Linked DNA regions of Homo sapiens: region 2 is linked to region 1. Evidence: read pairs that join two places in POLR2A ChIA-PET (ENCODE). Cell type or tissue: PC-9. All regions are shown on one strand. Links, peaks and the distances in the headings refer to the core of each region. The heading gives the core; the rest is flanking DNA. Region 1 overlaps PLXNA1 (plexin A1). Region 2 has its middle 15 kb from the start of PRR20G.

Region 1 (16,238 bases), core at 4,432-12,431:
ACCCAGGCCAAGGAGAAGCTGCTGGACGCTGCCTACAAGGGCGTGCCCTACTCCCAGCGGCCCAAGGCCGCGGACATGGACCTGGGTGAGCGGGCGGGGCCACGGCTGCCCGGGGTGTGTGCTGGAGCAGAGGGGCAGGGCCATGGCCTAGTACTGAGCTTGGCGGGGAAGGCCAGGCCAGTCCTCCACACCAGGCTGGTCTGGAGGGCAGTGGAATGGCGAGTGGGCTGTCCAGTCCCAGGTTGGGTATAGAGGGTGGCTGCCCTGCTCTGGGCAGAGACTCTGGGAGGTGGTGGGTTCCAGTGCACTCTGGGAGGCAGTGGGCTCTTGGAGCCCTGAGGGGGATACTCAGGCTCATGAGAGGGGCAGGTGGAGCCATTGAGGGCCAGAGGGGATGGGACGGGTTTGGGGTGGGGCCCGGAGTCCTGCTGCAGATGTGACTGGAGAGGCTGGGTCCCCACAGAAGCCTCGGTGCCAGGCTGAGGAGTTGGGGCCCTAAGGCTTGCGGAAGGCAGGGCAGACCCCCTTAGGCTGGGGCTGCTGTGGCAGATTGGGAGGGCTGTGGCACATTGCAGGGGACTATGGCAGGTTAAGTGTGCTGCAGCAGGGGCGGAGGTATGTCCCTGCCCTGTGCTGGTGCTGAGAGCTGCAGGCAGGCCCCGTCCCACTACACTGCTGTGATGGAGGAGGGAAAGAGGGCCCCAGCGGCCCCACCCTCCAGCTCCCTCCTCCCCCAGAGTGGCGCCAGGGCCGCATGGCGCGCATCATCCTGCAGGACGAGGACGTCACCACCAAGATTGACAACGATTGGAAGAGGCTGAACACACTGGCTCACTACCAGGTGGCTCCCGGCCCTCCGACCCTAGCACAGGCCTCCCTCCCCTTGGGGCTTCCACAGCGCAGCCACCAATGTTTGCAGCATGTGGGCTGGACAGCAGCTGGATCTGTCAGGGAGAGGAGGGGAGGTGGTCACTTATGTGTGTGGACCGTCCCAGGACTCGAGCTGGGCTTGTGGGATTGCCTAGCATCCCTGGGCTGTCCTGATATAGAGTTCCAGACTGAGTGAGGTGGCTGCCTCCAGGCACAGCACTAGGGTGTCACCGGGGTCCCCAGCCGGGGAGTGGGAGCCTGGTGGTGCAGGGGCACCCTGGTGGGTCACAGGGTCCCTGGCCCTCTGCCCACAGGTGACAGACGGGTCCTCGGTGGCACTGGTGCCCAAGCAGACGTCCGCCTACAACATCTCCAACTCCTCCACCTTCACCAAGTCCCTCAGCAGATACGGTGAGGGGCCAGGCAGCGGGCGAGAGGGCAGCGCATGGGTCCCTGGCCTGGGCAGGACGTCCCCCGGGCTCCCACGCTGCAGCAGCCGGACGGGAGGACCCAGGGGCAGGTGTCAAGCCTGTCACTCGCACTCTTGGCCTTACCCTCCAGCTCTGGAGGCTGCGCCTCCTCGCGACTGTGTGTCCGTACACAATTATGCCACCTCTGTGGTGTCATCGGCTGCCCCAAAATCCCACATGGGTGGGGGTGCCATCCCCAGCTTTCAGATGGGGAAACAGGCTCGGGCGGGGGGTGCGGGGTGCCAGCCAACGCGGGCGCTGACAGCCTGGTGCTGCAGAGAGCATGCTGCGCACGGCCAGCAGCCCCGACAGCCTGCGCTCGCGCACGCCCATGATCACGCCCGACCTGGAGAGCGGCACCAAGCTGTGGCACCTGGTGAAGAACCACGACCACCTGGACCAGCGTGAGGGTGACCGCGGCAGCAAGATGGTCTCGGAGATCTACTTGACACGGCTACTGGCCACCAAGGTGGGCCTGGCTGGCAGATGGGGGCAGGGGACGCTGGGCCAACTGAGCTCAGAGAAAGTGCCAAGCCCAGAGCAAGGGCCTCACCCCCATGCTCCCATGGCCACTTGCCTAGTCACCCAGGAGGTGTAGGCAGCCAGGCAGCGCCCTGGGGCTCAGTGTCCCTGCCTGCCCCCCGCAGGGCACACTGCAGAAGTTTGTGGACGACCTGTTTGAGACCATCTTCAGCACGGCACACCGGGGCTCAGCCCTGCCGCTGGCCATCAAGTACATGTTCGACTTCCTGGATGAGCAGGCCGACAAGCACCAGATCCACGATGCTGACGTGCGCCACACCTGGAAGAGCAACTGGTAATGCAGGGCAGGGGGAGGAGGGGCATCCCCCAGGGCCAGGCCAGATGTGTTCCCAGGGCCCTCGCCCTGTTCTGATCCGGAGCCCCCACTTGGGGCTCCCTGGCGTGGGGACACAACCCAGCAGGGGCATGGCGGGCCAGTCCTGTGCTAACTGGCCTTCCCTATCTGCCTGTGCCCCTTGACCCACGGCTCGCCCTCTGCTCCAGCCGCTGAGCCCCTCCCACTGCTGCAGGAACTGTGTGCAGGTGTGAGTGGCTCTGGGTGTGCACAGCTGTGCGGACATGAGTGTGGGCTGCAGCGTGAGAAACAGGGCACAGTGGACCAGCCCCAAGCCGGCTGGTTGCAGTGATGAGGGCAACAGGGACTGCAGGTACTCCTGGTAGTCTTTAGTGCGAGGAATTTACAGCCTCCCCATTGCAGTGTGGGGCCAGGCCAGAGCCTGCTTACTGAGGCGCAGAGGCCGAGCCACTTGCCACGGTCTCACGGAGCAGCTGGAGTACGGAGCAGGGCCTGCCCAGCCTGCACCGTGCACAGCTACACCAATGTGAGCTGGGGCTCTATGAGGCTGGGTTTTGTTATGAAGAGGCACCCAGCCTCTGAGTGGCCTCCCTCCAGAGTATCTGCCTCCCTGGCCAGCCAGTCCCTTGCTTTCCTCCGGCCTGGCCCACCCCTGGGACAGTGACCTGCTTCTTCCCTGGTCATGGACTGCCCAACTCAGCAATGTTGGCTTCCTCTCTGCCACACAGGCAGGCCAGCCCTTGGCCTCACTCCTTACTCAGGACCCCCAAGCTCTGGTCTGTGGCCCCCTGCTCCGGTTGGCACACTGTAGCCACACCCTAGCCCCTGGAGCGGGTCCCTGCTGTGTGTGTGGCCCCCACCCCAGCAGACAACCCCACCATTGCCTGCTACAGGGGAGCCCCTCTCTGTGCACCAGGCCCCTCTACCTGCATGGCCGAGGGCTTCTGGGGTAGGACTGCTCCCCCACACCTGGGGTCAGGTGGATGCCCTTGCCTGTATGGCTGGACCCTGCTTCACCAGGAAGTGCCCCTCCTCACCGTGCATCCTGCTGGGGTCTCCCCCCAGTTCTGTGCACACTCTCCACTGTCTTAGCTCCCCTCTCTCCTGGACTGTCCCTGCCACTTCTGCTGGCTCCCGGGCCAGCAGCCACCCCCGACTTGGTCTTGTCCATCCCATGTGTTGCTTCCCAAACCTGGGATGCAGCCACCCCAACCTGTCCCAGCTCCGCCCACTGCTCGCGGAGTCTAGGATTTAAATGAAGTGTCACGAAGCCCCTCTCCTGGGCCATGCTGATTGGGCACAGCGGGAGGTGGGGCCTCCAGGGACGCAGTGTCTCCAGGTCAGCATGTTCTTGGAGAATGTTCTGTCACAGTGGAACATTCTAGACCCGTGCTGTCCAGGGTGGTGGCTCCTGAGCCTTTGAAATGGCACTGGTGTGGCTGAGTGTCTGGGCTCTTCACTTCATTTAAGTTAAGCAGCCACGTGTGGCCAGTGCTGCCAGGCAGCCCAGCTAATGGCAGTCCCTGAGGTGGTGTTTGGGGCACAGAGGGCTGGTCTCTGCAGGAATGGGTCCCCTGGGCCGGAGCTGAGCTGCAGGTCTCAGTGCAGGAGCCATGAGTGCAAGCCAGCATGCAGGCCTAGGAGGGTGGTGGCTGTGTGGAGTGGGCCCCTGAGGGCCTGGTCACATCTTGCCCTTGTGCAAACGAGTGCGTTTGAGCACGCCTATCTCATGATGCTCTGCGTGAGATGCAGGTGGTGGGGGCAGCACATCTCTGGTTGGGTGGCAGGGGACGGCCTTCACTTAACCATGGGCCCTGCACCTCTGTGGGCCTCGTTTCCCCGTCTGCATGGAAAGCCATGCCCACTTTGGATTCGGAGCTGGGAGGGCCACAAGGTCACTGCTCAGGAGGGAGCAGAGGCCTATCTGAGCAGCGCCTGGACTCTCGCCTGCAGCCTGCCCCTGCGCTTCTGGGTGAACGTGATCAAGAACCCACAGTTTGTGTTCGACATTCACAAGAACAGCATCACGGACGCCTGCTTGTCGGTGGTGGCCCAGACCTTCATGGACTCCTGCTCCACCTCTGAGCACAAGCTGGGCAAGGACTCACCCTCCAACAAGCTGCTCTACGCCAAGGACATCCCCAACTACAAGAGCTGGGTGGAGAGGTAGGTGGAGGGTGCAGGGGTCGGGGGCAGGGGCCCGGGGGCAGCCTGGACTCTGCTCATGTGCCCACCTGGCCACTCACCTGCAGGTACTATGCAGACATCGCCAAGATGCCAGCCATCAGCGACCAGGACATGAGTGCGTATCTGGCTGAGCAGTCCCGCCTGCACCTGAGCCAGTTCAACAGCATGAGCGCCTTGCACGAGATCTACTCCTACATCACCAAGTACAAGGATGAGGTGAACACCGTGGGAGCCCACAGGCTGGGCTAGGAGGGCTTGCCGGCCCCTGCCAGAGTCACCTGCTCTGCCCCGCCCTGCCACTCCTCCCTGAATCTCTGGGCTGCCACTGACCACCTTCACTCCTCTGCACCCTCTGGCCACCTGGTTCCTTGGGGCCAGGAGGGAGCCTGCCAGGCCGAGCAGAGAAGGCCGTGGTGGAGTCACTGTGTGCAGCCATGTGGGGTCAGGGGTGGGGAAGATGGGATGGCAGCTTCTTCCTGAGGCAGAGGGTGTGTGGGTGGTGAGCAACTTCCCTGAGGGGCTCATTTCAGGGTTTTCTAGTCTGGGCCAGCATCTCCAGGGCTGGGCATAGGCTCTTGGCAGAGCTTTCCTTTCAGTATCTTTTCTGCTGACTTGGAGTGAGGCCACGTACATGGACCTGGGGACGGGGTCCAGGAGGTATCCAGGAAGGAGAACTGGCTCCTGGGCCGCACAGGATGGGAGCACGGGGCCAGAGGGCAGGACAGTCTCGGCCTGTGCCAAGGCTCTGAGGGCTAAGAAGGCCACGGGAGTGAACCAGAGCCACCCTGGGGAGGCCAGGGCAGGTGCAGCAGAGGCAAGGAACCTTCCCCAGGGTGCCACAGGAGGCAGACAGGAGGCAGAGGGCTGTCCTCAGGCAGGTGCCCCAGGGGAGCAGAGGAGCAGCCAGAGACTGCATGTATTAGGGTGGGGAGTGGGGACAAAAGCCTGGGGTCCTGGGGCTCACCAGGGAAAGGGGAGCTGAGGCTCTCTGGGGAGCTCTGCTTTAAAGGGGCACAGAAACCCCAGGGTGTGAGGACTGGGTGGGGACATGTCAGCAGCATGGCCAGGCAGCCAAGGGATCAGAGCCTGCTGTTTTAGGGGGTGAGAGTAGGATGATGACAGGGGCAGGGCTCATTCTCCATATTGGGGTCCTGGAGGGTCCAGGCTCACAACCAAGGTCCTTTGGCCAGGGGTAGATGGGGTTGAACCTCTGGCACCTACTCTGGAGGCATCTGCCCTGGGCCTGCTGAGTGCATGGAGGCTGGTGGCCCGGCATGCTGACAGTTCTCCTGGCCCTGCAGATCCTGGCAGCCCTGGAGAAGGATGAGCAGGCGCGGCGGCAGCGGCTGCGGAGCAAGCTGGAGCAGGTGGTGGACACGATGGCCCTGAGCAGCTGAGCCCCAGCTGTGATCATCCAGCATGATGCAGCGTGAGGACAGCTGAGCAGGGACCGGGACAGCCCTCACCGCATGCGTGTGGAGTGTCCGGTGGTGCTCGGGCCGCCGCAGTGCAGCGACTGCCCGGCCCTCCCTCCCCTGCCTCACCCGGTCGGGTCCCGGCTCTTCCTGTGTGGAGGTGATGGTACCTGCCACACCACAGCTGCGCACACAGCTGCTTGCTCAGGGGCCGGGACAGCACTGGGTGCTCAGGCTGGCCAAGGACCTTCATTGCCTGGCAAGAGCTGCCCAGTGGCCTTCATGGGAGAAGGGCTGACCTCTGAGGGGCTGAGGGGTGAGGCCAGGGCCCTCCAGGGGGAGGGGTAGCCAGCTTGGGCTGTCCCCTTGAGACCAGGACAAGAGGCTGGGGGTGTCAGCATTCCCAGCTTTCCAAGCTGCCCCCAGGCGGCAGAGTCTGAGGGTCCCGGGGCCCGGTTGGCAGCTGGAGAAAGAGGCAAAAAGCCCGTAGCCGGGCAAGAGGAGCTCAAGTCGGTCTGGGCCCGTTGCCACCGACTCCCACCTCCAGCACCCATGCCCGCTGCACCGCTGCCATCCTCAGATTCACCGCGTGCTCTGCGCGGCCGAGGCCGGAGCACCACATCCACCTCGCCCCAGAGAGGCTCTGCTCCCTCCTATGGAGGGGCTGTGGGCCAGGCTGCTCAGACTCCTGGGTGGCTTCCAGACGGACCGGGCAGCCCCTCTCCGTCCTCAGGGCTGTGCCTCTGGGAGCCACTGGGCCAGGGGCCCCGGGTCGCAGAGAGCACGTTCCCGTTATTTATTCCCCTCCGCGTCCTACACAGGCTGCCCTGGCAGCTGTCTTCAAGGGTAGGCTGAGCTCCCCACCCTGGAGCCCCTGAGGGCGGCCCCTGAGCACTCCTCTCTCTCCACTCTCTCTGTCCCTGCCCCAGCGGCTTCCAGTGTGGCATCTCAGCAGTGTCCTGGCCCCTCCAGAGCAGTGGGACATCTGGGGACTGTTTTTGTGTTTAGGGGAAAAAATTCTGCTGCACTCTGCTTGGGCCTTGAGGTCTGTGGCAGGGCTCCTCTGGCCCGCAGTGGCCTGGATCTATCTGGGCCATGAGTGACGGGCAGTGACCAGAGGGACTGGAGGCCAGCGGTGTCCACCCTTGCCCTCAGCAAGAGAGAATGCATTCTTAAAAGAAAGCTGTACATGTATATATATGCATATATATATATGTGGCTCTAGCCTCAGGCTCCAGCCCCAGTGGGGTACTGTACAGTTAACTGAAGAAGAATTTTAAAGACGATTTGAACAAGAAAATGAAGGCAGTGGGAAAGCAATGCCAAATGGTTGTGGAGAAAGTGGCCGGAGCCTCCCTGGAGTGGAGCAGCCCTGAAGCCTGTGCCCCCCGACCTGCGGGCCGCTGTTTTGGTTTGACATGACAAGGAAAGGACTTCCTGCTGACCCTGAGAGCCTCTGGGGTGCCGCGGCACCACGGGGCATGCATGATTGTGCTAGCGTTTAGTCTGAGTTGATCTTTTTAAAACTGCAAGTGTTGAATACTAGAGGTTGTTAGACCCTTTTTTATGTTTTTTAATTAATCAGTCACTTGTAAAAGCAAACAAGCGGTCCATCCCCTTTTCAAGGTCACTTTTTTGATGGTACCGAAGATCCCATGGACATTAAGGGACAGCTAACTGTGGCCAGACTCAGCCCCATGTCCTTGGCCAGGCCCAAGGAGAGGACTCGGCCCCATGGGGTGTGCCAGTCTTGCAGTCCGCCCCAGCTGAGTAGCGTGAGCCAGATGACGCCACAGAGACCCGCCTCTTCCCTGAACGCGGGTCGGTGTGGAGTCAGTGACTGCTGACTCAGGGAGCTCCTTGGCCCCGTGGGCACTGTGCCAGGGCTGGGGCCTTCTGCTGCTGCCACACCCAGCTCAGGCCTGGGCCAGCCCCTGCCCCCAGCCCACTGAGGGGGTGGGCTTACTCCCTGGGCAGTCTTGGGGGCCAGAGCTGAGGCCAGTCCATATTACAGTGGCTGGGCTGTTTTTTTCAGTAGCCCCTAGCATTGGCTGGGATTCCTGTTCCTGGGTGCGCCTCCACCTCCCTTCTGATGTTTCCTGGCTATGGTGGGGTGGGAACCTCAGTTTCCCCCAAAGTCTTCCCTGGATGCTGGCTTCAGGTTGAAGTCCCTGGTTCTTCCAGTTCCTCACGGGTTAGGTAGGGGCTCCTGCATCACCTTCAGAATCCAGTTCCAACCCCCACTCTCCTTAGGCCTTGTGCTCTGCTCTGCCCTGCCAGGCTGCCCTTGTCCATGTGAGTAGCATGGGCGGGTGGTGGGGACGGCAGTGGTGATGAAGGGGGTGCACCACAGGCCTCATGAAGCAGTTCCCACATGGGCGTGTGGCTGGGGCGTGGCCACCACAGAGCACATGGCTGTGTCTAGGCGCAAGCACTTTAGCAGTATCTGTTTACATGCGCAAGGATCAAGCCGACTACCTGTGCTGTCTACTGGGACAGCAGTCTCCGAGCTACTCCGTACCTCCCTCTGCCAGGTCGTGGAGTTAGGCCCCAGTCCCTACTTGTCACTGGTTCCCACTGTGCTCCTAACTGTGCAGCACCTGGGAGCTCTGGCCTGGGGCTGGAGGCCCTGGTAGGAGCTGCAGTTGGAGGCCGTTCTGTGCCCAGCAGCGGTGAGCGGCTCCCATGGGCCCTGTGTCTGCAGGGAGCCAGGGCTGCGGCACATGTGCTGTGAAACTGGCACCCACCTGGCGTGCTGCTGCCGCCACTTGCTTCCTGCAGCACCTCCTACCCTGCTCCGTGTCCTCCCTCTCCCCGCGCCTGGCTCAGGAGTGCTGGAAAAGCTCACGCCTCGGCCTGGGAGCCTGGCCTCTTGATATACCTCGAGCTTCCCCTGTGCTCCCCAGCCCCAGGACCACTGGCCCCTTGGCCTGAGGGGCTGGGGGCCCCACGACCTGCAGCGTCGAGTCCGGGAGAGAGCCCGGAGCGGCGTGCCATCTCGGCTCGGCCTTGCTGAGAGCCTCCGCCCTGGCTTTCTCCCTGTCTGGATTCAGTGGCTCACGTTGGTGCTACACAGCTAGAATAGATATATTTAGAGAGAGAGATATTTTTAAGACAAAGCCCACAATTAGCTGTCCTTTAACACCGCAGAACCCCCTCCCAGAAGAAGAGCGATCCCTCGGACGGTCCGGGCGGGCACCCTCAGCCGGGCTCTTTGCAGAAGCAGCACCGCTGACTGTGGGCCCGGCCCTCAGATGTGTACATATACGGCTATTTCCTATTTTACTGTTCTTCAGATTTAGTACTTGTAAATAAACACACACATTAAGGAGAGATTAAACATTTTTGCTAAAAGCTCTTGGCTCCAGGTTTTCCTTGCTGGGAAGCAGGGGCGGCCGCAGGAGTGCAGCCACATCCCAAACACGGAAGCATATCTCCCTGGGAGACTCAGCCACACCCAGGACAGATGGCCACACTCTGTGAGTTGGGTGCGCTCAGCCCAGGTGACACATTGGAGCCCTTGGCGGAGACTAAAACACCAGTGCCTGACCCCCACTGGAGCCTTGGAGCTTCAGGGGTCTGAGCGGTGGTCACTTTTAGATGCTTCCCAGGCGATTCTCCCGTGACCCCTAGCTCAGAGCAGTGGCTTCCAGCCCATGCCGTGAGGCAGGAATTCCTGGGTGCCTTGTTAACTAAAATCAGATTCTGACCCCGAGGGGCCCATGAGCGACAGCCTGGGGGAGCTGAGGCTGCAGTCCTGGGCCCCCTGCCTTCAGTAGCCAAGGCTGGAATTGTGTTTCCCAGACTCGCAGCCAAGGAACCGGGTTTGAGAAATGTTGGTCTTTCCAGCAGAGACAGGCTATGCTGCTTCATCTCATGAAAATGTGTACAGATACTAATGATGGAGGTGTGGATGCAGCTTCTGCCAGTGCATGGCTTTGGTCAGTGGCCCCGTCCCTGGGCTCATTTCATCCATGGCTCAACAGGGGTGGCTGCTCCTGCCGCAGAGGGTGGGTGCAGGGTCAGGTGTGACACATCCCCAAGGGCCCTGGGCACCTGCTCTGCAGCTGCGCCTCCAGGCAGACCCCAACCTGGACCGTCTGAGCACTGCCTGTAAGTGAACTCACTGGGACTTCCCGGCAACCCTGGGAGGTTAGGGGCAGCTGCACCTGCAGCTGAGGAATTGAGGCACACAGAGGTTGCACAATGTGTCCCAGCCACATGGTGGTAAGCAGCAGCCCGCCCAAACGTAGGCCCTTGGGACCCCAGGCCCTCCCCACCGCCCCCAAGCTCCCACCTGTCTCCCACCAGCCTCTCCATGAACTCGTTCCCAGGGCTGACAGTGGCCCATAAGTCATCAACAATACCTCCCACTCTCAAACAGGCGCATCTTGACAGTGGGGCTGCAAGCACAAGCTCTGTGCCAGGCTCAGTAACTCAAGAGAAATCAGTGTAATCACCACGAAATTGTGTCGGAAACAAATTTAGCAAATGTGGTCCCGTTTAGGGTGTGACGCAGCCTGTTCTCATGGCTCAGTCCCCTTCAGCTTTTTTCCGGCACAATCAGCCCATCCTCAATTACCCTCATTAGGCCTCCAAGGGCTCCAGCCCATCAGCCTGGAAGCTGAGCCATCTCTGAGCCGCAATCAGCGCTCGCTGTGCGAGTGATCGGGCGCAATTACACAGCAGCGGTGATGGGGCCTTCTGATTGCTGCTTGAGTGCGCTGGCTCCTGAGGGTATTAAACCATCAGCTATTAATGCTGGTGGCTCTGAGCAGGGCACCTGGATGGGCTTGCTGCAGAGCAAGGGCGAGGCCAGCCTGTGGGCCTGGGTGGGATGGAGGCACCCTCCACCCAGAGCAGATCCAGAGGTGACTTCAGACTTCCCACCTGGACCCCAGAGCAGCCACAGCTCAAGAGCAAACACAGGCTCTGAGCAGAAATAAAAAGTAACAGGCCAGGCTAAAACCTGATACAGTGACTATAGATGGTGTCTTGCCCTGAAGAAAACTGGTGGCATGGGAGGGTGCCCACCTGGCCAAGTGGGCAGGGAAGGCCTGAGGAGGGATGGAGGAATCGAGGCTTGAGAAACAAGGAGCCAGCTGAGGTGACATCGGAGAGAGCATTCCCTGTGTCCAGAGCAATGGAAGAGGCCAGGTCAGCTCTGTGCAGGGAGGTGCAGGAGGTGCTGTGCCTTGGGGAGCGAGGAGGGTGGGCTCTGATTCGCGCGTCTGGCAGTCGCGGGACAAGGCCAGAGGAGGCTGGAGACCAAGAGGCTCCTGCAGGTATCCCCAGGGCCCGTGGCCCGTGGCACCCCTTTGGGGCCTTCCTGGAGAGCCATCAGCCCTGATGGTGGAGCTTTGGGGGCAGATGTGTTCTTTCTGAGGACAACAGTCATGGAGTTGTCGGTGGAAGTGACTTGGGTCATATCCAGGCTGAGCCTCTAGTCCTGGAGCAGAGCCTCCAGCCAGCCTGCACTGGGCACATAGGCAGGTGCACCATAGACCTTTGGGGAATGGGACACGGATGCTGGGGAGTGGTTTCTGCAGCATACAAGGCTGCCGGGCTGCAAGTCAGTACCAGGACCAGCCCCATTGTAGAGGGGAGAACCTGGGAGCAGAGAGGTAAAGTCACTACCCTCAAGGACACACCGTTACCCATGGTGGGACCAGGATTCAAACTCAGACTCTCTACTTCATGCTGCAGCACTCCTCTAGTGGTCTCCATGCTGGAGACTCCTTGAGGACAACACCAGGGCCTGATACCCAGAGTCTGGACACAGAGCAGAGGGGCGTGAGCAGCTGGCAGTGAGCAATGCCCTGGGGCCTCGGGAACTTTGAGGAAAGCATGTTCTCAGGAGCATTTCCCCTGTAGCCGCCTTGTAGATGCCGTCAGCCCCTTGAGTCTGCCCCCATGGCTGGGAGACTCACGCACTCTGCCCAGCGTGGGGTCTGTTTGAGAGATGGGCGTTCCAGCCATCGTTGCTGCATCCGGCTAAAACCACCCTGAGAAGCACCTGAGCACATGTTCCCTGCTGGGTGCCCCCCTGCATTAGAAATGATAGAAACTTAAGCTGGCTGAAGCAAGAAAGGGAACTAGCAGGCTCTTGAAATCAAAAAGTCCAAGGGTGCATCTACCTCAGGCATGGCTGGATCCAGGGGCTCCTGGAGGTCATGAGAAGTCTGTCCTCCTTCTCTGTCCTCTGTAAGGGCTTCATTCTCAGGCCAGCTCTTCCTAAGTGGGGGGCAGCGATGACCACCAGAGGCTCTAGGTCTACCAGCTGAGCAGTCCTGGTGAAAACAGGACACCCTTGGTCATCACGCACATCCAGGTAGGGATTTCATTGGCCAATGTTTGGGGCAATGTCTTGATTTGCTATTTGAACCAGTCATTCTGGCCTAAAGGATGAGGTACTCTGATTGGTAGGCCCAGGCCACATGCCAGAGGAGGGATTAGTCCATTTGAACAGCAGGGTTTTGCAGATTGTGGAGAAGTGCGCAGGTGGAGGGGAGGGTCTCCCCACTGCTGGTGGGGAAGGAAAATCATACAGTTCCTGTGGACGAGGTGTGGCAGCTCCTGAAAAGTTAAGTATAGAATCACCATGTGACCCAGCAACCCCGCCTCTGGGTGAACACACAAAAGAATGGAGAGCAGTGCCTCAGAGACACTTCCACACCCACGTTCACAGCAGCACTATTCACAGAGCCAGAAGGTGGAGGCACCCCAAGCATCCATCGACAGGTGAATGGACAAAAAGTGGTGCATCCAAACAATGGAATCCCATTCAGCCTTTGAAAGGAAGGAAATTCTCACGCATGCGACGACATGGGTGAACTTGAAACAAGCCAAGCACAAAAAGGCAAATACTGTATGATTCCACTTTTGTGAGGTCCCTAGAGGTCCCTAGGTAGTCACAGTCATAGAGATGAAGATAGAATGGTGGGCGCCAGAGGCTGCAGGAGGAGAGATGGGAGTTAAGAGTTGGATGGGGACAGAGCTTCAGTGGAGAAGATGAACGTTCTAAGACGGATGGTGGTGATAGCTGCAGAGCAATGGGAATGCTCCTAGTGCCGCTGAGCTGCGCACTTACAAATAGTTAAGATGTTATATTTTATGTTACGTGTGTTTTCCCACATTTAAAATTAATAATAAAGTTTTTAAAAAAGAGTTTGAGTTTCACTGTGTGGACGCGAATGCCACAGACTGTCCTCAAGCAGGAGACACGCATCATCAGCTGCAGCGATGCTGGCGCCCCAGACTCCCTGCAGCCCCGGCCTCTCCTTGCTCACTGCCCTAGGGACGCTGGCATCTCTGGCTGCTGCTCACAATGTCCAGGGCAGAGCCTCTCATCTCCCTGCCATGCCCCATCACGGGCTCCCCATCTTGGCAAAGCCACCTCCATATGGAACCCTCCCAACCCTGCAGAAGCTCCTGCCCCACCAAGCAGCCCCGCCTGGGTGACCTGCCACATGCTGTCTATGGCAGGCCTGTCCCTCGCTGGGCTGCAGTCACAGGCAGCAGGGCTACTCCAGGATCAGCACCATGGCCTCCACCCCAGGCAGGGCCAGGACGGAGAAGGAGCTCAGGACGTTCAGAATCCCAGACAGCACGGGTCCTGTCGGCTGTGCCCCTGCCCAGGGATGTCCCCAACTCTCTCCGAATCTGTGCCTCTGCTCAGAATCTCAGGTTCCAGTTTCCACCTTACAACTCATTGCTCCCAGGTGAACGTTCCTGAAGCCCAGCTTTGACAAATACCTCTTTCCTTTGTTTATGAGACTGTTTGTATTTTTTCTAATGGATAGACATTTTCTCCTTACATAACCACTGTGTCATTATCACACTAACAAAATGAATGTTTGCATATTCCAATGTCCTTAACTATCTCCAACCTGAATTTTCACAGAGGGGTTGCTTGGATTTGGACAAGGCCCCCTGTTACGCTTGGTTTTCTGTCTCTCCTCTTTGGATCCCACGCCCTCCCCTTCTGTTTTCCAGCCGTTTTAATTGCAGAGCCAGGTCATGTGTCTGAAGACTTGGACACAGCGGGCTTGGGTGGTGTTTGACAAGTGGCTCCATCCCTGTTTGCTGGGTTGCAGGTTCAATCTCCCAGCAGGCAGTGCTCCCTGCCACACCTGCCAGGAGGCCCTGGTGAAGTCAGGCTGATCAGGAGTTTGGGGCACAGCCTTGGCCTGCCCTCGCCTTGGTATCTCTCACTCCATGCACCCAGGTCTTCCGTCTACCTGGACTTTTTCTCTGAAAACACTCTCCTCTTTCGACCGGAAGAAATTATTCAAATGGAAAACTTGATGGCACTAAGTGGTTACCGTGAATGGGACAGAACCATTCCTAATAGAAGAGGTCTATACAAATAACTACAATAGAGGTAAAAATAATCTTAAATTCTAGCAAAAAGCTGTTGCTCACGTAAAGGCTTTCCTCTGATCAATGGCGAGATGCTAGTGAGATGCTGAAGACCCTGGTGGGGCTCTGTTCTTGGTGCGTGGATCTCTGGGCTACATTCTACCTGCCGGCTCAGGGGTCTTTCTCTGGTCTACCCTTCTCTCTCTGCGGACATGTGACCTTGCAAAGTCCACTTCCCAGCCCCCTCCACTGGCTGCCTGGAGTGAGGTTGGGTGGGAGAGAGGAGCCGTTCTCGGCTCCCCTGGCCCTCCCTTGGGGTGGGCATCCTCCTTTGTGCTGGCCTGTGCCGGTGACAGCCCCTCCTCCCCCTGCCCCTCTGGCCTGGGTGAGTATGGCTTCCGGCTGCGCCATCCCTTTGGGGTGCCCTGTGTTGGTGACTGGATGTGTCAACTTGCCTGGGCCTCGGGTGCCCAGATACGTGGCCAGGCCTTGTCCTAGTGCTTCTGAGGACGTTTCTGGATGCGATGAGCGTTTGGGTGGAGACTGAGTGAACCAGACCGCCCTCCCCAGGGCAGGTGCGCCTCCTACATCAGGTGAGGGCCTGGAGAGAACAAAAGCTTGACCCTCCTCAGAGGAAGAGAATTTCTTCTGCCTGACAGCTTTTGGGCTGAGACACGGGTCAGACTCGAACTGAAACATGGACTCTTCCTGAGTCCCAAGCCGGCCAGCCTCCTGGCTCCACTCACGCTCGCCCTGCAGGCCCCGGGACTTACCCTCCATGAAACCACAGGCCAACTCAGAACGATCACCTGTCTGTCTATCTACAGCTACTGAGAACCCTGACGCATTTCCCTCTGCAGATCAGCTTTCCTTCCCCCAGATGCTGCCTGCGGTGGGGGGTCCTACCTGAGGCTCTCACCAACCACCCAGACGCTGCCTGGTGTGAGCGGAGCTGGGCCCAGCCTGCCCTGTGCATTCGCTTTCCCCTGCCATGCACTCCCCGGCACTTTTTCTCCTTTGTTCCACGTGGCTGAGCCTGCCCAGTGGCTTCCACCCCTCCCAGTGGGGCTCTGAGTGGGGCTCACCTCCTCTGGGCCTGGTTTCTCAGACAACTTGGCACCCGCAGGTGTGCGACATTCCTGTCATTCTTTGCGCATTTGCCAGCCTGAAAGGCTGGAGGGAGGGTGCAAAAACAGTTTTAAGTCCAAGAAAGAGAGCCAGAAGTCCTCTTGTCTCTTAGTGAAACAAATTCCTTAAAAAGTAGTTTTCAAGACGCAAATTCCTTTTTAAATGATCAGTCCATGAGAACAGAAGGAGCAGGCCTGGCCAGGGATCCTTGTCTTGCGGCCTGTGCCTCCTGTGATTCGGAGCAAGTCTCTGTCTCTTTCTCAGCCTCAGTTTCTCCACTGTAAAATGAAGGAACAATTATAATGGCCAGTGCCCTCCCCTGCAGGGTGGGGTGGAACTGTGTGATGATTTCGTGCCCTCTAAACCCATGTTTCCTGGAGGGTGGATGCCACCTGGGACAAAGAAGCCCTCATTCCTCCTGGCCACAGGCCATTGCGACAGAGGGAATGGGGGTCGCCCAACCCTTCTGCTGCCTCATCTGTCAAAAGCAAAGCTTTGATGGGAAGAAACTCAGTTAACCCTCTACATCTGGCAGGGTCAAGAGTCATGGTGAGGGAGGCCCCGGCTCTCCTGATGGGACTGAGAAAGGTGGGTGTGAAGGAGAGGCCTGCTTTCTCCCCTAAGAGACAGCACCCCTTGTCTCCTGTGGAGGGGTTAGTGACCCAGAAATTGCCTATGGCTCCTCAAGGGGTAGAGAAGTGCTGAGAAGCCTGCCAGTACAGCAGGGCCTGGAGTCAGGAGCAGGCTGCTGGGCGGGGCTGCAGAGCCAGCACACATCTAGAAGCCAGGGGCATTCAGGGCTGAGAAGCAGAGGGGAGAGACAACTCCAGGGAGTACCAAATACACTCTAGTCTATGCTGATGTCATCCCATGGAGTTGTGCAGTGCACAACCCACACAGCTGTACATGGTGGCCCTGAGTGTGCTAAGGCACTCCCACAGCAGGCCCACAGAGCTGACCTCCCCTTCC
Region 2 (16,238 bases), core at 5,273-13,272, 270 kb after region 1:
TGGTTTTAGACAAAAGGAGGGGACACTATGGTAACAGTGAGGAAGGAGAAGATGTATGTAGTGCGTTTGTGTATGTTGTGCCTCTATGACAGAATATCTGAGACTGAGCAATGTGTAAAGAATAAAGATTTATTTCTTACAAAGTAGCAGGCAAAAGCTGGGTAACTGGCACTTGCTGTCACAACAGAACCCTTCTCCTCCCATCCCAGTTGCTTTCCTCAGTCCGAGTTTACTTCTCCTTCATGTAAGGTTGATGTGGGTTTGGCAGCCTCTGCCACCTGGAACATAACACCCCCATTTCACTCTCACTCCTGTTTCATTGGCCAGCTCCAGGCACCTGGCCTCAACCTAAGTTCAGGTGAGGCTGGGAATGTGGAGGAGCACCTGGATACCAGGTGGGGGCCAACTTTCTATCCTACAGGAGGTTTGTACTGGAAGACTGTTCTGGAACATTTAGCCACTTTAATAAAACACACAAAAAAGGTATTTTTTTTTAAAGCAAATGTATCATAATCATTTAGGGAGGTAACATGGAGTAGGCATTAACTGTGCAGACTCAGAGTGGCTGTACCCAGGCTGCAAACCCCGTGTCCCACTCACGGTACATGACCTTGGGCAAGTCACCTAACAGCTCCAAGCCTTCATTCCTCCACCTGCAGAGTGGAGACTCGTAATAGCACAGAGATTTATCTGAGGATAATTTGAAAAATAGGTGAAATAATGAAACAATGATGGATAATATTGTTTGTAGGAAAACAATAAATTTTAATTATTATTTTTATAAACTTATTCAAGTGATATTGTCTATCTGAAAAATCCAAGAATAAGATAATTAAGAAAAGTCTTGATTACAAATTTAAATGGAAAAAGCTAAGTTATTTCCTATATACAATCAAAAACCAACACCATGGCAGAACGTAGACTACAAACACACACACATACATAGAAATGCTGGAAAATGTATAAATATAGAACTGACCTTGAAAGACAAAAATAACTGATATAATGGTGACCTTATAAACATTGGCTCAGAATGGAGACTTGTCCTTGTACCCCCACATTTGAGAGCCAGAAGTGAGACTTCAGTTACAAACTGGGATCCTGGAAGAACTGCCCGTTGGTGAAAAAGGGAACTAAAATGAATCTTCCCAGCAGCCCAGAGAAGCAACAAAGAGGCTGAGGTCTACTTAAGCTCTGGGTAAAAGAATCCTAGGTTCCTAAGCAGGGTGTGGAATCCCAATTTATACTAACCATATGTTGCCAAAATCTCAAAGACAAGATATCAATTTTTAAAAATCTTATCCAGCATCTGTTAAATTTATGAGGATAAGTAGCTGAGGAAAACAAAAATTTTCTCTCTAGCAATACTTCCACAGCACAGAACATGAGAATTCCCAAAGGAAAAAGTCCTCAGTAAAGATGAGCTCATAAGTAAAAACTACAAATCCCAGACCCAATATTGCTTTATCTATACCCCACCCACTCCCTCAACACCCGATCCTTGGAAGCAAACCCTAGGCATCATGCCATTTCAATAATAAATATTTCAATACACATCTCCAGAAGATAAGGACTCCCATATGAACGATAACGAAGTGAGTCTCTGAGTGGAAGAGTAGGCTAAAAAAAGGAAGAGAAGGATTAGCATATCAAGAAATTTAAATAACAAGTATAAAGCCAATATGCTTAAAATTATTAACAAGATAAAATAAGGAATAAAATGCATAAGCATGAACAGGAAAATATGAAAACAAACAAAACATGTAGATTTTGAAATGAAGCAAATACAACTTCTTGAAGTAAATATAAACATAAAAATTTAAATTTTAAGTGGCCTAGCACTTTGGAAGGCCAAGGTGGGAGAATCATTTGAGTCCAGAAGTGTGAGACTAGCTTGGGAAACATAGTGAGATCCCATCTCTATTTTAAAAATTTAAAAGAATAAAAAAAATTAGTTGGACATGGTGGCACATGCCTGTAGTCTCAGCAACATGAGAGGCTTGAGCCCAGAAGTTCGAGGCTGCAGTGAGCTATGATTGCGCCATTGCACTCCAGCCTGGGTAACAACAAGACCCTGCCTTAAAAATATTTAAATTAAATTAAATTAATATGACATAGCTTAAAGGTAAAGAATTCAAACGTAGTGCAAATGGATAGACACAGAGATGGAATATATGAAAGAGAGGTTAGGAGACAAACATGAGGGAGGTTCTAAAGGCATCCAACATACACTTAAGAGGAGGGAGAAGAGGCACATCCACAGAGGGCGCAGCTGAACATGCTCTGGAATCGAGCTAAGACTTGAATGCTAAGATGGAAGAATTAAAAAACTGCAAGCAGGCCAAGAATAAATAACTTGACACCCAAACATTATACGAGTACAACTGCCAAAAACAAAAGGCAAAGAGAGAAAGCATAAAAGCAACTGGACAAAAAAGAGACATTATATAAAACACCTAACAGCCTGGCAGAGCCCTCTCGCTGGCAGCCCTGGAGGAAAGAAGGCAGTGGAACAATGCCCTCAGAGTGGAAGAGCCCATCAAGGCAGAATTCCATACCCAGCCAAACCGTCAGTACAGAAGATAAAAAAAAAAAATAGATTTCCTAAAAACCTGTGCAGAAAATGTATAGCTCCATCCAGATTTCTGCTAAACGAACTTCTAAAGGAAGCTGTTGTGTAGGGAAAAAAAAGAGTACCAAAGAAAGGCATGAGACACAAAAAGCAATGGTGAATAAACAACCAATAAACATATGCAAAATTCCAAGACAGCCTTCAGGACAAAAATAAATAAATAGTGACTATTGGAAGGGAAGCTCAAAAATCAGATGGAATGAAACCAAAGAACACAGTGGTGTGAGAGGTGTGGGGGAGAGGAATTGCCACACTCAAAGGCCAAGGCTCTTCAACCTTGCTGCACGTTAGAATCACTCGAGTAGCATTAGAAATCCCAGTGTCCAGGCTGTATTCCATACTAGTTAAATCGGAACCTCTGGGAGTGGGAGCCAGGAAGCAGGATCCTCTCGGGCAATACAATGTATAGCCAGGTTTAAAAACCAGTTGTCTAGGTTGGCAATGGCTTTCAACCTTGGCTGTCCTTGAAGTCACCTGAACAGTGTGAAAAAACAAGGATGCCTGGGCCCCACCCCAGAGATTCTGATGAAGTGTGGCCATGGAAAAAACCTCACAAGGAAAACACCAGCTCTGCTTCCTTTTATAGATTTCTTCACAAAAATAATGAACCACAAGCCATTCAGTACACATGAGCTACAGTTATTCTTGAATCATTCAGATTTCAATCTCTCGCTCCCACAGCCCGTGGTGCAGAAGCACTCGAGCTGTTGCCATGACCCTGGGTTCTGTTTAATGGTACAGGCCTCCTGTGAGGTCTGCTACCCACCAAGAAAATGATAAGGACTTGGAGAAAACAAGAAGAGCAGCTTTCAACCACTAGATGTGACAAACACAATAATTATATGTTTCCCCTTAAAAAAAAAACCACTTTAATATATCTTCAATATACAATGTGAAAAGTACTTAAATACTTTTCCTCTGAATCTTTTTCCCTGTAAAACTGGCAAGTGGCACACTGTCTTCTGGCTCTAGGTAAGATGTCAAATTAGCACAGGGTCACTGCTTCCAAAGATAGCCTCAGAGATACACCAATGCCAGAGGGAGGTCGATGGATTTCTCAAACCAACACTAAAAGCAGTGAGACCCCCTGGGGCCACTGGCTGTGGCTGGTGCTTGGAGAACTGGCAGAGAGATGGAGCACTGGCACTTTTGAGTAGAAGAGAGGGCAGGACCCTTTGCACAGGACAGAGGTGGAGGAGGAAGGCCCTTTGCCCAGGACAGAGGTGGAGGAGGAGTACTTTGGGGATAACTCTAGTCTCCCCACATTGCCTCAAGTAAGCCATAGCCTGCTGATCTCCACAGTAAGGCAGAAAGACAGCCATCAGCCAGAGAGGCGAATCTGGGATATACCAGGGACTCATGCAAATCAATGAGCAAAAGGCAGGACATTTATTCTTATTTATAAGTGGGAGCTAAATAATGTGTACACATGAGTGAAGTAATAGACCCCAGAGACTCAGAAAGGTGGGAGGGTGGACTGGGGGTGGGGGTGAGAAACTGTCTGGTGGGTACAATGTCATTGTTCAGGTGATGGCTACACTCAAAGCCCACCTGCACATTATGCAATATATCTACGTAACAAAACTACATCTGTGCCCTCTAAATCTATAAAAAATAATAAATAAATAAGATAACATAACAAGATAGCCAAAAAAGGCAGGAAATTCAATAGAACAATGAGCAAAAGATATGAAAGGGCTGTCCGTTGAAGAAGCTGGACTAGAGAAGAGGGAGCAGTGCTCAGCCTTTTCAGTAAGTAAATGAAAACACTGCATCCACAGGATGCAAAATATTCCTGTTCAATGGGCAAAATGAGGAAATTGGGTAATACACATGTTGGGGAGTACCAAGGTCATGGAAGCCCTGTGCACAGCTGGCCGTAATGTGCGCTGTGCATTTATTATGAAGAGGAAGCTGGTAGCACTCAGGAAATTAAGTATGAGTGGCCCTATGACCCAGCACTCACCCTCCTGAGTCAATCCTGGTGAAAGTCACACATACACAAGAAATGAGAACCAGAAAGTTCTTTCATCATAGTATCACATGTGGGACTGGGAAGGGTGAGGCAACCTCCATTGCTAGAGGAAGGGAGCGATCCACATGGTGGGCGCATTCTACGTGACACCGTACAGCAGCCCAAAGCCTTACACTAGAGCACATACAGCAACGTGGCTTCGTCTGAAGATGCGTATTGTTGGGCTAAAAAGGAAAGAAATACAATTAGACCTACTGGATATTAGCATTTATCTAAACTGAAAATATATACATGAAACAATACTGCCTATTTTTCAGAAGTACTTGCTTTTCTAAAGACATAAACCAAACACACTGGATTGGGTGCTGCTGGGGAGGTAAGGTCTGAATGAAGGATAAGGGGAAAACAAAAAAGAACCAGAAAGAACCTTGCATGGAGTGAGGATGAGAGCCGGCCATGATCTGAGGAGTGCGACCAACAGCCTTCTGCACCTCAGGCCACATTTAAAATTAAAATAAAACCGGATGCTTTTTGGATGACTCTATGCCTGATATGTCTGCAAATATGCCCATTCCTTCTTTTTTCAGTCCTTCAGAGCAGCCACCTTTATAGAGGCAAGCTCTCAAGCCTGTTTGGGGGTCAAGCATTCCATTTCCTTGCTCTGTTTTCGCATCAGAACTATATTGTTTTAAGGTTGTCCCTTTACATGTTTTAAAATCACTTATAGAAATTCACCCCCCAGCTTTGCTAATCCAATATTTACTTAGCTATTCCTCCTCTTTGGGAAATAACCTGCATAATTTTTGTGATCAGTTTTCCATTTTGGGAAAAAAATTACTGGGGATTTTGAATTATATTAAAATTAGTAAATTGGCTAAGAAAGAGTTGACATATAATTTTAAGTAAATTTTTAACTTGAGAATAGTTTCATATTTACAGAAAAATTGTAGAGCTATTACTGATGTTTGTTCCCCATACATTCAGTACCCAGTTCCCCATTACTAACATCTTAAATTAGTTACGATTACCTTGTATTTGTTACAATTAATGAACCAATAATGATAATTATTATTAACTACAGCCCATACTCCATTCAGATTTTCTTCGCTTTTATATGATGGCTTTCTTGCTGTCCCAGGATCCTATCGGGGTGCCACATTACAACTAGTCATCACGCCTCCTTCAGCTCCTCGTGGCTGTGACAGTTTCTCAGACGTTCTTTGCTTGTGATGACCTTGAGAGTTTTGAGGCATACTGGTCAGATATTTTGCAGGATGTCCTGCCATTGAGATTTGTCTGGTATTTTTCTCATGATTAGACTGAGATGAGGTGTGTTGGGGAGGAAGACCACAGAGGAAAATTGCCCTTCTCATCAAGGGCACCTGCTCTCAACATGACTCAAACCACTGCTAACATTGACTATGGTCACCTGGCAGAGTTAGGGTTTGTCAGGTTTCTCCACTGCAGTTACTCCTTTTTCCCCATTTCCACCATAATCTTCAGAAGGAAGATACTATGTGCAGCCCACACTTAAGGGGTGAAGGCTATGCCCTACCTCCCTGAGGGCAGAGTATCTAAATTATTTGGAATTCTTCTCTATAGATTTGTCTTTTCCCTTCCCCAACCCCACTGATTTCTTTATTCAATCATTTGCCTATATCAGTATGGATTTACGGGCATTTATTTTGCAACTCATTTGGGGGGGGTTATAACTTGATGCTACACTATTTATTTTGCCGTTCAAAGGTTCATTGGGAACTCTTTCAGGTAGTGCCCGTGTCCTTTTAAATACTCCCATCATCGTAGGGGTTTTGGTTTTGGATTTGGTATATTTCCTGCCCTAGTCCTAAAACCAGTCATTTTTCCAAGGAGCTTTGGTTCCTTTCATTGGAGATTATTAGAAACCAATACCTGGGCCCCAGCTGTGCTAGTTGGTGCTGGAGTGTCATTGCTTCGAGGTCTGCTCAGCTGACAGAACAAGGAAGAAGGTGTGTATACTAATCACACACATCTATCTATTGACCTATCGATCATCTATCTACATGTGTGTATCTCTATATATAACCAATTACATCTACATTAAGCTAAACCTAAGTTCATACTGATGTGTCCAATTCTAATCCATTGCCACATGGGTCATCCTAGCTTCCTCCCTTGCTTAACTGGAACCTCCCACTCCAAAAGTGAGAAACTTGGCTCCCACCATCCAATCCATTAACTTAGAAGTGTTCTACTGAATGCCAATGGGAAACAACTTTATCAATAGTCCCATGATTTTGTAAAGTTCCTTTTGCCCATAACCAGTTATAGAAATTCACCTCCCAGCTTTGCTTATCCAATATTTACTTAGCTATTCCTCCTCTTTTAAAAATAATCTGTATTATTTTTGTGATCAGTTTTTTTGGGGAAAAAACAATTTTACTGGAGATTTTGAATTACATTAAATCAGTAAATTGGCTAAGAAAGAGTTGATATATATTTTTATTGACATACATTTATTATATTTTCAGTCTCCACCCATTTCTAAAATTACTTAGGTCGGTGTCATTTTCCTTCATCCCCTTCCGTGAGGTGGTTTCATACATTTGTAATACAGTTAGATTGTTTTGTCATATCCTGCGTTCTACATTGGGATCCTTCCACCTCCTAAATGACTATTTCTTTAATTTGAATATATTAAGTTTCATTCTTTGTGCTGTGAAGTTCTATGGGCTTTAACAAATGCATAGTGTTGCATTCACCGCTACAGTATCACGTAGAATAGTTTCATCACAATAAAAAATCTCCTGTGCTTCCCCTGTGCTTCCCCTGCTCAACCAACCCCCAGCCCCTCATATTTCAATTGTCTCCATAGTTTTTCCTTTTCTAGAATGTCATATAATTGGAATCATACAATATGTAGCTTTTTCAGACTGACTTATTTCACTTAGCAATAAGTATTTATCCATGCTTTTTTGTGGCTGGATAGTTTTTTTTCTTTTAATTAATAGCTTTTATTTTTTTAGAGCAGTTTTAGGTTTACAGAAAAACTAAAAAAAAGTACAGAGTTTATACCCACCTCCCCAGTTTCCTCTATTGTTAATATCTTGCACTAGCGGGGTACACTTCTTAAAACTGATGAATGAACATTCATACTTTATGATGACCTACCCTTTACACTAGGGTTCAGTCTTTGTGGAGTACATTTTGTGGGTTTTGACAAATATATAATGTCATGTATTCACCATTATAGTGTCAGGTAGAGTAGCTTCATCATCCTAAATATTTTCTGTGTTCCATGTATTTATCCTTCTCTTCCCATGAACCCTTGGCAACCACTCATCTTTTTACTGTCCTCATAGTTTTATCTTTTTCCAGAATATCATGTAGTTGGAATCATACAGTGTGTAGCCTTTTCAGACCGGGTTCTTTCACTTAGTAATATGCATTTAAGCACTTAAGACATTTCTCCATGTCTTTTCACTGTGTGATAGCTCATTTAGTTTTATTGCTGAATAATATTTCATTGTATGGATGTACCACCATTTATTTATCCATTCGCCTATTAAAGGACATCTTGGTTGCTTCCAAGATTTGACAATAATGCATAAAGCTGCTATCAACATTCATGTGCAATTTTTTGTGGGCATAAGTTTTCAAATAATTTGAGTAAATACCTAGGAGTGCAAAATTGCTAAATTATATAGTAACACTATGTGTAGCTTTGTCAGAAATGGCCAAAGTATCTTTCAAGGTGGCTGTACCATTTTGCATTCCCATCAGCAATGAATGAGAGTTCTTTCTGCCTCACTTTTTCACCAGCATTTGGTGTTGTAGTATTCTGGATTTTGGCCATTCTAATAGGTGTGCAGTGGTATCTCATTGTTTTAATTTTCATTTCCCTGATGGCATAGGATGATGAAAATTTTATAAATGTGCTTAGTTGTCACAACATATTTTAAAATATATTAAGTGTTCTTATCCAGAAATACAGTACTCCATTGATTTTCTTTTCAGCAAAATATAGTAAATGTATTTACAGCAGTCTTAAAATTTTTTGGTAAATGTTACTTTCAAATACTTAAATATTTTCTGTCCCTATGTAAATGATCTCTTTTTTCAATGGTACTGGTTACTTATGTTATACAGAAAATTCATTTGAGTAAAATTGTATTTAGACTGAAGCCTCTTAATTAATTCCAGTTATTTTTTCTTTGATACTCTTGGGAAGCATAGATATATAAACATATCATTTGCAAATAATTATAATTTTGTTTCTTCACTTATAAGAATTATACCTCTTATTTATGGTTCATATGTAATTGAAGTAGCTAGAAACTGCAGGAAAATGTTAAATAAAAATAATAGAAACCAATATCCACATTTTAGTCCTGATTTCTATTAGGCTTTGGTGTGATGGCTGCTGATGTGAGATTGAGTTTCAGACTGAATAAAAAAGAATCCTTCCAAATACCCAATTTCTTTCAGGGAATTAAATAAATTTGTCAATTAGGCACTGACAATGAAGCTGTAGAAGTTTATCTATATGGAAAAATGATCACAATACATTGTTACATTAAATGCAAGATCCTAAACACTACTTATTCCTTCATCGCGTAAGGAAAAATCACGAGGCCCAGAAGGCTGCGGACCTGCACCTTCCCGGGTACAGTGCACACTGCTCGGCCCCACCCCCTCCCGGGCACAGTGCACAGAGCTCGGCCCCGCCCTCTCCCGGGTACAGTACACATAACTCCACCCCGCCCCCTCTCTGGTACAGTACACACAGCTCTGCCCTCTCTCAGGTACAGTGGCACGCAGCTCTGCCCGCCCCCTCCCGGGTACAGCACACAAAGCTCTGCCCCGCCCCCTCCCAGGTACAGAACACACAGTTCTGCCCTGCCCTCTCCCAGGTACAGTACACACAGCTCTGCCCCGCCCCCTCCCGGGTACAGTACATACAGCTCTGCCCCGCCCTCTCCCGGGTACAGTACATACTGTACTGTACCTGCCTGCCCCCTCCCGGGTGCGATACACAAAGCTCCGCCCTGCCCCCTCCTGGGTACAATGCACGTAGTTCTGCCCCGCCCCCTCCCAGATACAATACACACAGCTCTGCCCGCCCCCTCCCGGGTACAGTGCACACAGCTCTGCCCCCTGTCTCTCGGGTACAGTGGCACACAGCTCCGCCCGCTCCCAGGTACAGTGGCACAGGGCACTGCTCTCCTCCCACCATGGCCTTTCCAGAGGACCCTCAGGTCTCCCTTCCCCAGGCCCTGGCATGGTGCTCAGCCTCAGGACCAGTGCAGGGCAGAGAGAGGGCACAGTCTGCACTTCCTCCACCCTCCGTGCTCTGGATCCTCTAGGATATGAGGAAAAGGGGCAAAGCCCTTTCCATTTGTGGGTGCTGTGGTTCTACAGCCACCCCTCAAGGGACACCCACTGCACCATGCCCTGACTTGCCAATGAGCACTCCTCTTTCCTGCCTCTGCTCTCCACTCCTGTCCCCCAAAGGAATGTCCACAGTCCCTTTGGCAGGCAGGCTTTGGGCTGGGGTCCTTCCGGGATGACTCATGACCAGACCTCCACCCTACTGTCCACTGACATGAAGACATCAAATGTCCTTGCCCTGACTGACAGTACCTGCAGTCAGCTTTCCTGCTCCCTGTTCCTGGCTGCTGTGGGGGAGCACTGCCATCCAGGCTCCTGGGAGAGTCAGGCACCTGTCCTCATGCTCATAAGCCTCTAAACTCCAAGGGACACAAGTTGCTTCCAAGAACCAGCTGATGCTTCCATCCAAGCATAGCACAAGTTTCCACAGCTCCTCCAGCCATGGGCTCCCCTATTGCATGCCACCCTAAATTTTATAGTGACTCTCTTGGGGTGCCCTTGCATCTGACCCAAAGGAGGAACACACTCTCCTTGACTATAGGTATTGAAAGGACAATCAATGGCATAGCCCTCTATGTCTAAAAGTTTCCTGCAAATAATCTTTTCCTCTGCTGAGCAACTCACCTCTTCTCAAAGCTAGAGGCAGTGGGTGATGAAGATGGATCCAGTTGGCTATTGTTAAATCCTGCAGGGATGTGTCTAGCACTAGTTTTTCAGAGACACTTCTCTGAGACAACAGAAAGTGCCATTGCTGTCCAGTTATCCAATTTGAAAGACCAGACACAAAAATGTTATCTGTGAGAAGCAGAATACAGGCGACTTTTATTTTATTCTTTTTGTGCATCTGTTATCTGATGGTGTGCCAAAATTGGGAATGCCTTACCTCTCTGACAGCAAAGTGCTTTGATTCCTTTGCTTCCAACGAAACAGAAACCACAGGACAGCAAGAGGCAGCCACCAGCTAGAGGAGTTCACCCCCCTTTCGGTCCCCTTTAAATTTCCAGGCTTGCCACTAAACAAGCTTGGCTCGGAAAGGGGCAGATAGAAAGCAGCCTCCGTCTTTGACACTGCCGCCTTTTCTCCCGGCTGTGTTAAATCTTTCTTCCCCACCTCAGTGAAATCTCAGGCAGGCTTCACAGCATTTCTGATCCCTAACAAAGAAGACAAAGTCTGGTCTCGTCCGATATCAAAACTCCAGACTTTTATCGCATTAAAAACTTTTGCTCCTCTAGCGCTTATCTCAATGAGGCCTTCGGCTGGGAAAGGAAGAGTGGTTACTTTTTCCTCTCCTTGTCCCCCACTCCTCCTCTGCATGGCAGACCCTCTGGCTCCAGAGGTCACCTGGGTCGAGGACCACCTCAGGCAGCCTTCCATCCCTTGGCGTTGCCAGAGCTCCCCATGTTGCGAGCCCAGATGCTGCCTCCTACGGAGTGAATGTTTGTGTCCCCTCAATCCACATGTTGAAATCTTAGCCCCTAATAGGATGTTGTTAGGAGTGGAGCTTTTGGGTGTGGCGTTAGTGATTGGGTCATGAGGATGGGGGCCCCATGAATGGGATAAGGGCCCTTATGAAAGAGGCCCCAGACAGCTCCCTCCTCTCTCTACCGTGTGAGGACAGTGAGAATGCAGTCAGCTGCAGCCTGAAAGGGAGCAGCTCAGAGCCCAGCCCCATGGGCGCCCAACCTCGGGCTCCAGCCTGCAGCCCCGCGAGGAGTAAATGTCTGCTGCCGCCAAGCCGCCGACCTTGCCTGGGCTTTGTCACAGCAGCCACTGACTCTTCCCTTCCATGGGGCTCCCAGCTTCTTGACATTCTCCCTAGGTGCCCTGGCAGCTTCAAGGCGGGACTGAGACTGTCTACAGGGTCACACCCTCCTTCCTCTGTCCCTGGCCCTCCGCCCCAGGCTGACTTCTAGGCCACCCCTCTGCAGGTGCCTTTTTTGAGCAGAATCTCATTCAAGGTGGCCCAGTCCGGCTTCTCTTTATTGGGCCCTCCCGGGGCCAGCAGGACAGCTGTGGTGGGAGTAAGGTCAGTGCTGAGGAGCCAGCAGCCCAGCAGTTGTCTCCCTCACCCCGCCGTCCCAGTCTCTCTCTTAAAGGCAGCTCAGGGGAGTCAGGTCGTTCACCACATGCCCTGAAGCTCGGGAAGAGGTGCTTGCCAATCTCAGAGTTGTCCCCCTGAGGCCCCTCACCTGGCGAAGGGGAGAAAGTGGCAGAGTGTGCCAGCAGCCCTCCCCTCCAGTCTCCCTCCCACAGTCAGGTCTCAGCCCCCCATTCTATGGCCTTTGCAAATCTAGCACCATGTCGCATTTCAGTATCCAAGCCAGTAGTTGTGCTTGGCTGTACTTGTAGAGCTTCCCAAACAGTGGCCTGAGTGCATCACCCAGATGAAGCCTGGAGGTAGAGTTCCACGCTGGCATGAGGCCATGCCCTGAGGGTCGCATTCTGCCTTTCCAAATGTCTGAGCCACTGTTGAGTCCTCAGGATGGTTGCAGAACTCTCGCTTTCCTCTTCGTATTTCAAGCAGAAAAACAGGGAAAGGCAAAGAGGAACAGGCTCCTGGGGTCAGCCTTCCTTCCTCTCCCTTATGTTTCAAGGTATCACAGGACCACATGAACTCCAAGGAAGACCAGGGAAGAAAGGAGAATGGTTGTCAGGAAAGGCAGGAGTCTCTACCACAGATAAGCGAGCATCTGCCCCCAGGATGTGGGCGCCAACACTGAGGCCTCGGACTTGGGGCCTCAGCCAAACTCCAGATGTCAGCAAAAGTCCCATTTTCACATCCTCTTTTCATACCATGCCAGATATTTCATGCAGTCCCCTCAGCCTGCTCTCTGAAAGATGGAATTCTTCAAAGATCTGAGCCCACGCAACTCACTTGGGTGAGTAAGAGACATCAGATATCTGAGGTTCTGCAACTGTAGCCAAGACTTCCTAAACCATCAAGGAGCTGAGGGGTGGACATCTTCCGGGAAAGGGGAATGGGGTTAGTGTGTTCTATTCATTTTTATGTTGGTTTTCTCTTGAGGCATAAAATGAGGACCCAAGCTAACATCTAATCAAAATATATTTTTTACCTTAGTTTGGATAGCAATAAAAAAAATTTTCCATAACGTTTATATACATCAAAGGAAAAGCAAACAAAATAAGATAAAGATAATTTAGATATAGTATAATTATAAAATGAGGAAATAAACTCTGCAAAAAGGAACTTTCAGCTCTGCCAGAAGCCATGAAGATCTCGACTGACCCTGTTTAGAATGTGGCTCTCACCCATTAATTCCACTCACTGCCCACGAGGAGGAAAGTGTCTTGGAATGAAGAAGATTGTCTCCGGGGACTGACTGTCTTTCTTTCTTTCCTTCTTTCTTTCTTTCTTCTTTCTTCCTTTCTTCCTTCCTTTTCATCCATTTAAAAAATCAAGCTTTATTTTGATTTCTAGGCACATATCTTTTATATTCCTGAAGTAAAAACACTTTTTTATACAAAATAATTTCCTTCAGTACAAGGATTCAATAAAGGCTTTATTTTTAAAGACTTCATGAACTTTAATATTCTTTTTATTTCATGGTAAAAACACTTAACATGAGATCTACCCTCTTAAATTTTTAAGTGTACAATACAGTATTGTTAACTATAGGTACAGTGTTGTACAGCAGAGTTCTGGAACCAGAGACTTTGGCAATAGCTGTTTTTCTCCTTATTTTCTCATAATGATAATGCGCTCCTTGTGCATTTACACATTTTTAAAGAAACTGGTTCCTAAGGATTTTATTATTAAATGCTTGCAGTCGAGCTGGGATGGGAGCACCCGTCAGTCTCCTCTCCAGGGAAAAATGGGGCCTCAATGGGGAGAAGTAACCAGCCCAGAAAAAAATCAATAGGGTATGAACAACAAAAGATAATAAATCCAGACTAAAGGAGGAAAGAAATAACTCCTGTAGCTATCCTCAGTGAGGAATATCACCAAATCTTTGTATAGCCAGGAATTTACCAATTCCCTCAAAGTATGAAAAAAAAAAAAATCCCTGAGGAGTGTCTCTGCCCTGCCGCCACCCCGTCTGGGAGGTGAGGAGCGTCTCTGACCGGCCGCCCCATCTGAGAAGTGAGGAGCCCCTCCGCCCGGCAGCCGCCCCGTCTGGGAAGTGAGGAGCCCATCCGCCCGGCAGCCGCCCCATCTGGGAAGTGAGGAGCGTCTCCGCCCGGCCAGCCGCCCCGTCCGGGAGGTGGGGGGCAGCCCCCGCCCGGCCGCCGCCCCGTCTGGGAGGTGGGGGGCGCCTCTGCCCGGCTGCCCCGTCTGGGAAGTGAGGAGCCCCTCTGCCCGGCCGCCACCCACTCTGGGAGGTGTACCCAACAGCTCATTGAGAATGGGCCATGATGACGATGGCAGTTTTGTCGAATAGAAAAGGGAGAAATGTGGGGAAAAGAAAGAGAGATCAGATTGTTACTGTGTATGTGTGGAAAGAAGTAGACATAGGAGACTCCATTTCGTTCTGTACTAAGAAAAATTCTTCTGCCTTGGGATGCTGTTGGTCTATAACCTTGCCCCCAACCCCGTGCTCTCTGAAACATGTGCTGTGTCCACTAAGGGATAAATGGATTAAGGGCGGTGCAAGATGTGCTTTGTTAAACAGATACTTGAAGGCAGCATACTCCTTAAGAGTCATCACCACTCCCTAATCTCAAGTACCCAGGGACACAAACACTGCCGAAGGCGGCAGGGCCCTCTGCCTAGGAAAACCAGAGACCTTTGTTCACATTTTTATCTGCTGACCTTCCCTCCACTATTGTCCTATGACCCTGCCAAATCTCCCTCTCCGAGAAACACCCAAGAATGATCAATAAATACAAAAAAAATTAAAAAAAAAAAAAGAAAGAAAGAAAGAAATAAGGCTAGGGATAACTAAAAAGAAAGATAGCACCCAGAGGGTTTTTCAAAATGTGTTTGAAGCTGGGACGAATAGATTGCGGTAGGCAGGGTAGCTTTCAATTTCGATAACTAGGAGACTGTACACATTTATAATTGCTCTAAAGAAATGACACTTTCCTTTGGTCTTCAAGTTTCCAAGCCTTATATTCAAAAGAAGGTAATACCTAAAATCAGCAAATGATCCTCTGTTTTGTAGATGAGCAGCAAAGATGTAAGAATTGTTTTCTCCTATATCCTAAGAGTTGCTTTGCTTAATATATGAAAGAGACACTCTGAAAGATTATTTGCTTAAAATATGGAAGAGACAACCTGACAATGCCTACATGAAGGAGGAAAAGGAGAGAAGTTTCTATTTATTGAGTGCCTAGTATGTACTAATCAATATTGCTAATATTTATTGCACATTTAATATTTGCTGGTCAATGTGTGTTTTCACTTATTTATCTTCGCAAGAAGCTTATAAGGTAGGTGCTATTATAATCATCATTTCGTGATGAGAAAAGGATCTTAGGCAAGTAAACTATCTTCACAGGAATATAACCAGGATTTGGTCCCATGGAGTATAACTCTAGAACTCCTGTGCTTAAAGACAAATGCCACCATTATACCACTGGATCCTCTTAACAACTGTTGGAATACACAGGCATTAACCCCATCACACCAATGAAGAAAGTAAAACCTAGAAAGGCTGAATAATAATTTGCTCTAGGTCATGCAGCTACCAGGTCACAGAGCCAAAGTGGAATTCTAGGTCTTTGTAACTCCAAAATCTTTTTCCAAGAATGCCACACTGCTTTTCCTTGTGTTTCTCCTAGGATAGGTGATACAGGAACATAACAGCCATATTAAAGCTTTCTTTCATTCTTTAGCTAAGAAAGCACTGCATCTTAAATAAAAGGGTATTTCCGTTTAGAATATTTATAAAGGTTAATGAGGAACGAAATGAACTGAAAGCCAGCAGGGAAATATTCCCAGCTGTAAACACCAAACTTTTACATTCTAATTCTACAAGAAAATATCCCAAACAGAACATCAAATTTTTTAATCAGATGCAGGTGAATCAGCTGAGCAACATTTTTACCATTTTTTTATCTCTGTTTAGAGGTCACTACCGACTAAACATTGGCAACATCACTCTGTTCAGGCAAATGTTGGATGAAGTAGGTGCTTAAAAAGGGAAAGGTGGACTCAAGTCCTACAATGAGGAATTTCCCATAAAAACAAGGAAATTAATACAGGATTTCTTTCGTCTTTTTCCATTAAAATTATGAGGTCTTTTTTTATCATTTTTTTTCAGAAGGTGGAAAAGGAGTAAAAAGACACGGAGTCAATTG

What was found. ChIA-PET counts read pairs that join two places held together with the same protein. Peaks named below come from ENCODE experiments on the same cell type or tissue, not always from the same donor. Only the 100,000 strongest peaks of a DNase experiment are listed, where the experiment ranks them.
Region 2: POLR2A ChIA-PET joins it to region 1 with 11 read pairs; 2 of 35 experiments call an interaction of 5 or more read pairs at or near these places.

The regions. Positions count from the first base shown.
Region 1 is chr3:127,028,256-127,044,493 of GRCh38, forward strand. PLXNA1 (plexin A1) reads left to right here. Exons shown (of 32, transcript NM_032242.4): 25 at 1-85; 26 at 738-841; 27 at 1,185-1,281; 28 at 1,619-1,809; 29 at 1,988-2,157; 30 at 4,132-4,344; 31 at 4,431-4,581; 32 at 5,667-9,134. The coding sequence ends at 5,762. Among named protein-coding and RNA genes, the nearest start is that of PLXNA1, 53 kb to the left of the region's middle. RefSeq lists an enhancer at 15,899-16,238. In PC-9, for the core only: no CTCF peak of the experiment used is centred there; a DNase peak (open chromatin) is centred at 7,596.
Region 2 is chr3:127,294,877-127,311,114 of GRCh38, forward strand. No RefSeq gene overlaps it. Among named protein-coding and RNA genes, the nearest start is that of PRR20G, 15 kb to the left of the region's middle. RefSeq lists an enhancer at 12,715-12,764. In PC-9, for the core only: a CTCF peak has its summit at 9,803; a DNase peak (open chromatin) is centred at 9,545; H3K4me3 peaks cover 731 bases; H3K27me3 peaks cover 3,765 bases.